Regions from separate parts of the Homo sapiens genome. Here region 1 is linked to region 2. A link is a loop called in an ENCODE intact Hi-C map of the cell type or tissue named here. Cell type or tissue: breast epithelium. All regions are shown on one strand. Each heading gives the region's core, and the rest is flanking DNA. Links, peaks and the distances in the headings are about the cores only. Region 1 overlaps ANO6 (anoctamin 6). Region 2 overlaps ANO6 (anoctamin 6).

Region 1 (2,918 bases), core at 185-2,684, 52 kb after region 2:
TTAACAATATTAAGTCTTTTAATCCCTGAACACAGGATGTCTTTTCATTTATTTAGGTCTTTCATTTCTATCAACAATATTTTATAGTTTCAGTGTGTAAGTCTCATACTTGTTTTTTCTCTTAAATTTATTCTAAGTACATTGTTCTTTTGATGCTATTATAAATTGTTTCGTTAATTTAACTTTTGGATTACCTATTGTAGTGTATAGAAATGTAATTGCTTTTTTGTATATTGATTTTTGTGTGTGTGCTGCAACCTTGCTAAACTGGCTTATTTGCTCTAATAGTATTTTGGGTGGATTCCTTAGGATTTTTATATACGATGTCATACTGTCTGTGAACAGAAGTAGTTTTACTTCTTCCTTTCCAATTTGGAGGACTTTATTTTTTCTTACCTAGTTGTCCTGACTAGAACCTCCAATATAATGATCTTAGGAGGAAAGCATTCAGTCTTTCACCATTAAGTGTGATACTAGGTGTGGGTTTTTTCATTGATACTCTTTATCAGGTTGGGAAAGTTCTATTCCTAGTTTATGAGTGTTTTTAATCATGGAATGATGTTGGATTTTGCCAGATGCTCTTTCTGTGTCTATTGACATTATCTTGTGTGTAGTTTTTGTTCGTTATTCTATTAATATGGTATATTACAAGAATTGATAACTTTTGTACTTTGAATCATCCTTGCATTCCTGGATAGATCCCACTTGGTCATAGTATGTAGTACTTATTTTATATGGCAGGATTTGGTTTTCTAGTATTTTATTGAAGATTTTTCCATCTATATTTGCAAGAGATATTAGGTCTCTAGTTTTCTTATGTTGTCTTTGGTTTTGGTATCAGCATAATACCAGTCGCATAGAATGAGTTGAGAAGTGTTCCCTCTTCTTTGTTTTTAAAAGAGTTTATGAAACATTGGTGTTAATTCTTCTTTAAATGGTAGGTGGAATTCATCAGTGAAACCATCTGAGACTGGGCTTTTCTTTGCAGGAATTATTTTTTTTCTGTTAGTCCAGTCTCTTTATTTGTTAAAAATAGGTCTATTCAAGTTTTCTATTTTTGCTTGAGTTACCTTAAGTAGTACATATTTTTCTAGGAATTCTTCCATTTTATCTAAGTTGTCTAATTAGTTGGCTTATAATTATGCATAGTATCCCCTTATAATCCTTTTTATTTTTGTAAGAGTAACAGTAATGTTTCCCTTTTCATTTCTGATTTTAACCCTTTGAGTCTTCTTTTTTTCTTGATCAGCCTAGCTAAGTTTGCCAATTTTGTTATCTTTTCAAAGAACCAACTTTGTTTAGTTGATTTTTTTGTTACTTTTCTGTCCTGTATTTCATTTATTTCCACTTGTTGCCTTTTGATTTTAATATTTAGTTCATTTATATTTAATGTAATTACTCATGAAGTAGGAGTTAAACCTGCCATTTTGCTATTTGTTTTCCATGTGTCTTTTTGTCTCTTGTTTTTCTATTCCTTCATTACTACTTTTTTTGTGTGTTAAATAGATATTTCTAGTATGCCATTTTAATTCCATTATTGTTTCTTTATCTTTTTTTAGTGGCTTCCCTGGGGATTATAATTAACAACTTAATTTAAAATAATATAGTTTGAATTAATGGCAATTTTAATTTCAAATAGTACACAAAAACTTTACTTTGGTACAGATCTGTTCCTTCTCTACTCCTTTGTGGTATTATCATCATGCAAATTACAACTTAATGCATTATAAGCTTACCAACAGTTTCATAATTGTTGCTTTGTGTCTTTTAAATAAGATAGAAGAAAATAGAGACATACAAAAATATACTACTTTTCATATTTATATATGTAGTTAGTTCTATCTCTGCTTTTTTTTTCTGTAGGTGGATTTGAGTTACTGTCATGTGTCTATTTAAGCCTGAAGGACTCTCTTAGTATAGGTTAAGTGTTTCTTGTCCACAATGCTTGGGACCAGAAGCGTTTCAGATTTCAGATTTTTTTCAGATTTTGGAAAATTTGCATTATACTTACCATTGGAGCATCCCAAATCCAAAATGCTCCACTGAGCATTTTCCTTGAATATTATGTCAGCACTTGAAAAGTTTTAGATTTTGGACCATTTCAGATTCAGATTTTTGAATTAAAGGTGTTCAATCTGGGCTGAGTGCGGTGGCTCACGCCTGTAATCCCACAACTTTTGGGAGGCTGAGGGTGGCAGATCACGAGGTCAGGAGTTTGAGACCATCCTCACTATCACAGTGAAACCCCATCTCTACTAAAAATACAGAAACTTAGCCGGGCATGGTGACATGCGCCTGTGGTCCCAGCTACTTGGGAGGCTGAGGCAGGAGAATCGCTTGAACCCGGGAGGCGGAGGTTGCAGGGAGCCGAAGTCACGCCACTGCACTCCAGCCTGGGCAACAGAGTGAGACTCTGTCTCAAAAAAAAAAAAAAGAAAAAAGGGTGTTCAGTCTGTGTTTCTGGTAGGGCAGCTGATATGATTTGGCTGTGTCCTCACCCAAATCTCATCTCAAATTGTAGCTCCCATAATTCCCACATGTTGTAGGAGGGACCTGGTGGGAGATAATTGAATCATGTGGGCAGTTTTCCTCATATTGTTCTCATGGTAGTGAATAAGTCTCACAAGATCTGATGGTTTTATAAGGGGAAACGCGTTTCACTTGACTCTCATTCTTTCTTGCCTGCCTCCATATAAGACATGCCTTTTGCCTTCTGCCATGATTGTGAGGCCTTCCCAGCCATGTGGAACTGTGAGTCCATTAAACCTCTTTTTCTTTATAAATGAACTAGTCTCAGGTATGTCTTTATCAGCAGTGTGAAAACAGACTAATATAGCAGGTCTCTGCCAACAACAGATTCTTTCAGATTTTATTTATCTGGGAATGTCTTAATTTCTCCATTTTTGAAGGATGGGTTT
Region 2 (2,918 bases), core at 246-2,745:
GCCAGGGCCTGTGTGGGGCTGATGATCCTGAATTTATAGTCCTACCACACTGCCCTGCTGTGTGGCTTTCTCCAGCATCATTCAGACAGCAAGAAAGCAGATAGCAGCCCTCAGCCAGAGTTGGGGCTTTGTAGATGGACATTATGGAGAGTACAATATTGGCAAGATGTCACTGAAACAGTGTGCTCTGGAATGTGGCCCTAAAGATGGAAGGAAGGGAAGAAAGAAGAGGGTTGGCAGATTGATTAGAAAAAGTCGAGGGGCCCCTGGGGTCTTGTGAAATGAGTAGGTAATGTAGTTGTGGTCAGAAAGAGGGATTCTTAAATAAGTTCTTTTTGAATATTTCTTAAATAAATGCTTCTTGAATTTTTCAGGATGGCAAGGGCTGGGGTGGGACTATGGCATTAGTGCATGAAAGGGAGAAGGTGATTGGCAGTAAGAAGTGAGGCTACTGAGAGGCCAGAATGCATTGGTCATGTCATGTCTCTGGATGCATAGGTCCTGGTCTGATGAAGGACACACATTGGAGAGGAACATGTGAGCCCAGAATCAGAATTTCAGTGAACCAGGAGCAGCAGCTGGGAATTTGGAAATTATAGACTTTAGGAAGCTTTGGGGTTGTATTCTATTCACATGGACCTGAAATGAATTTTCTTCCAAGAACATTGAGGAGTAATGGTCTGGAAGTGGCACTTGGGAAAAGAACATTAATCTTACTTCCTTGCCCTGAGGTGTGAAAGGTATGAGAGAATCAGAGCCAGCTACCCACAGGTCTACAAATTTTTACTTGCAGGTTTTGTCTCAAAGTGGGTTCAAGGATCTATTTTCACCTTTTTTTTTTTTCCCTGAGTAGTCCAGACTTTGTTTTGGTTATTTCTGAAGCAACTGAATTGGTGTTAGGGCTATTGAAAAATATTTTGGTCTATTTTATGGTCAATCCAAGACCTTTCTTGGCTAATCCCAGAAACCCAACTAAACTCTCAAGGTCTGCCCACAGACTTCCAGATCTTCAGGATCAGAAAGTCTGAGAATAAGGCAGTACCCTCTTGGTTAAGCATTTTTTCACTTGGACTTACAAAGAAATATGATGACTTTGCCTTGTGTCTTTGGCCTTAAGCTTGCCAAACTAAAAAAGAAACTCAACCAAAAAAGAAAACCAAACAAAGGAACATTAATTTGGCAAAAGGACTCTGAAAAGGGGGAAATGAGATCAGAGAGAAACTGGCTAGTAAGAATTGCTAAATTGGCCCATTTGCTGTGGTAGGAATTCACATGGCATCTCAAGGCTGAAAGCTTTTTGTGCATTCAAGAACCGAAGGTGATGGAATGTGCATTTTTGTCTGAATATGGAGGAATATTTATTTGCTGTATGTGGCTGAGTCAAAAGCTAAATTTATGGATTTGTTAGGATTGGGGAGTATGAGCAAAAGTGCAGCAGTTTAACATGTGAAGATGTCATTTAGAAATTTTTTGGAATACAGAATGTTATTTTCCCAGAGAAACAGTCATAAATGGTGATTAAGTTGCTGGGCCCAGCCAGACAAGACCTGCTAAAGCCAATTTAACTCAGAAGGCTAACAAATGATCATTCTGTACTAATAGTCCTCTTGAACACTCTAATCTTATTTTTTCCATTCTTAGCCTAAAAATGTGAGTGTAAAATGAAAGTCCTGAGTAAGTGAGTCAAGGCTTGTGAAAAAATGCTTAGCATGATCAGAGAGATTGATTGATTTTTGAGTTATGTGAGATGATGAAGAAGCAGTGGTCAGCCCACAGTTTAAGGAAGTCAGTTTAACTGTATGAGATGAATGAGAAAACAGCTTACTAGCTTCTATATTACTTTTGTCTTTTCTGTTAGTGAAAGTGAACTTTAGATTGATAATGGTTAAAGGTCTGGTGAAGTCTACAGAAGCTCATGCTGCCCAAGAATATTTTAGAAAGGAGTATAATTGTTCCAAATGAGTTAACCAGGGTATTAAAAGAGCTTGTAGATTTGCTTTGGGAAGTGCAGCCGGTCATCTCAAGGTGATACAGGGACTGGGACAGCTGCCAGAATCTAGTGGGGCAAATGTGACAGTTCTCAAAAAGGGGTGAAGTTAGGGTAGAAGTTGGGCATAGGCTAAATTCCCATAAATGGAGACACTGGAGCTGAAGCACTAATCTCCATATTCCAGAATGAGATGTTTAAGCAGATGGTTTGTGAATATTAGAAAAAAGGTCATTAGGAGCCAACATGATGAGTTCAATAAAATAAGTCATCCCAAACTGAATACATTACTTTTTTTTCAATGGAGGTTGTTAGATTGACAGAATAGGAGAGGGCCACAGACATTTTTGGTGTTTTGATTTTAGCAAGATGTGTGGGGAAAAAATGTATTTAAATACAAAATGAAGAAATGTGTGCCTGGTGACAGCATGCTTATCTGGGCAGTTATTCTTAAAACTGTGGAATAATGGATGAAAATCAATCTCTAGAGGAGACAAAAATCAATATGAATTAAAGTAAATTCCTGCCCCTAATTCATAAATATCAGCTGTTTAAGTAAATAGCCTAAGAGCAGAGAGTAATGATGGATCACATGAAATGGCTGGGTATTTGGTTAACGAAGCTCCGTGTGAATTGAGCATGTGATAACAATGTCAAAAGGTTAATGAAAATCTAGGTCGCATTTGTACCTGTGTCCAGAATAAAGGAAATACTAGGCTTTTCCTGCTCAGTATTGGTAAAGCTGCCTCTCATTCTGAGTGCTGACTTTAAAAGGGGAGCATATTGAGAGGGAATGATCAGCATGGTAGAAGATCCCGATATTTAGGCAAGAACATGACAGCAAGATTTAAATATTTGTCAAGAGTAATTGGTGGATGGCATTGCAAAATGTAGCATTAAGACCCATGAATAGAAGGTATATATGAGCAAC

The links. Peaks named below come from ENCODE experiments on the same cell type or tissue, not always from the same donor. Only the 100,000 strongest peaks of a DNase experiment are listed, where the experiment ranks them.
Region 1: a loop joins it to region 2, with 9 times the contacts of the local background. A loop is called at or near these places in 6 of 110 quality-filtered maps.

Annotation. Positions count from the first base shown.
Region 1 is chr12:45,361,144-45,364,061 of GRCh38, forward strand. All of the region lies in intron 8 of ANO6 (anoctamin 6), which reads left to right. Among named protein-coding and RNA genes, the nearest start is that of ANO6, 150 kb to the left of the region's middle. In breast epithelium, for the core only: no CTCF peak of the experiment used is centred there; no DNase peak of the experiment used is centred there.
Region 2 is chr12:45,308,736-45,311,653 of GRCh38, forward strand. The region is part of intron 2 of ANO6 (anoctamin 6); the gene reads left to right. Among named protein-coding and RNA genes, the nearest start is that of ANO6, 94 kb to the left of the region's middle. In breast epithelium, for the core only: a CTCF peak has its summit at 1,275; no DNase peak of the experiment used is centred there; H3K27ac peaks cover 1,574 bases.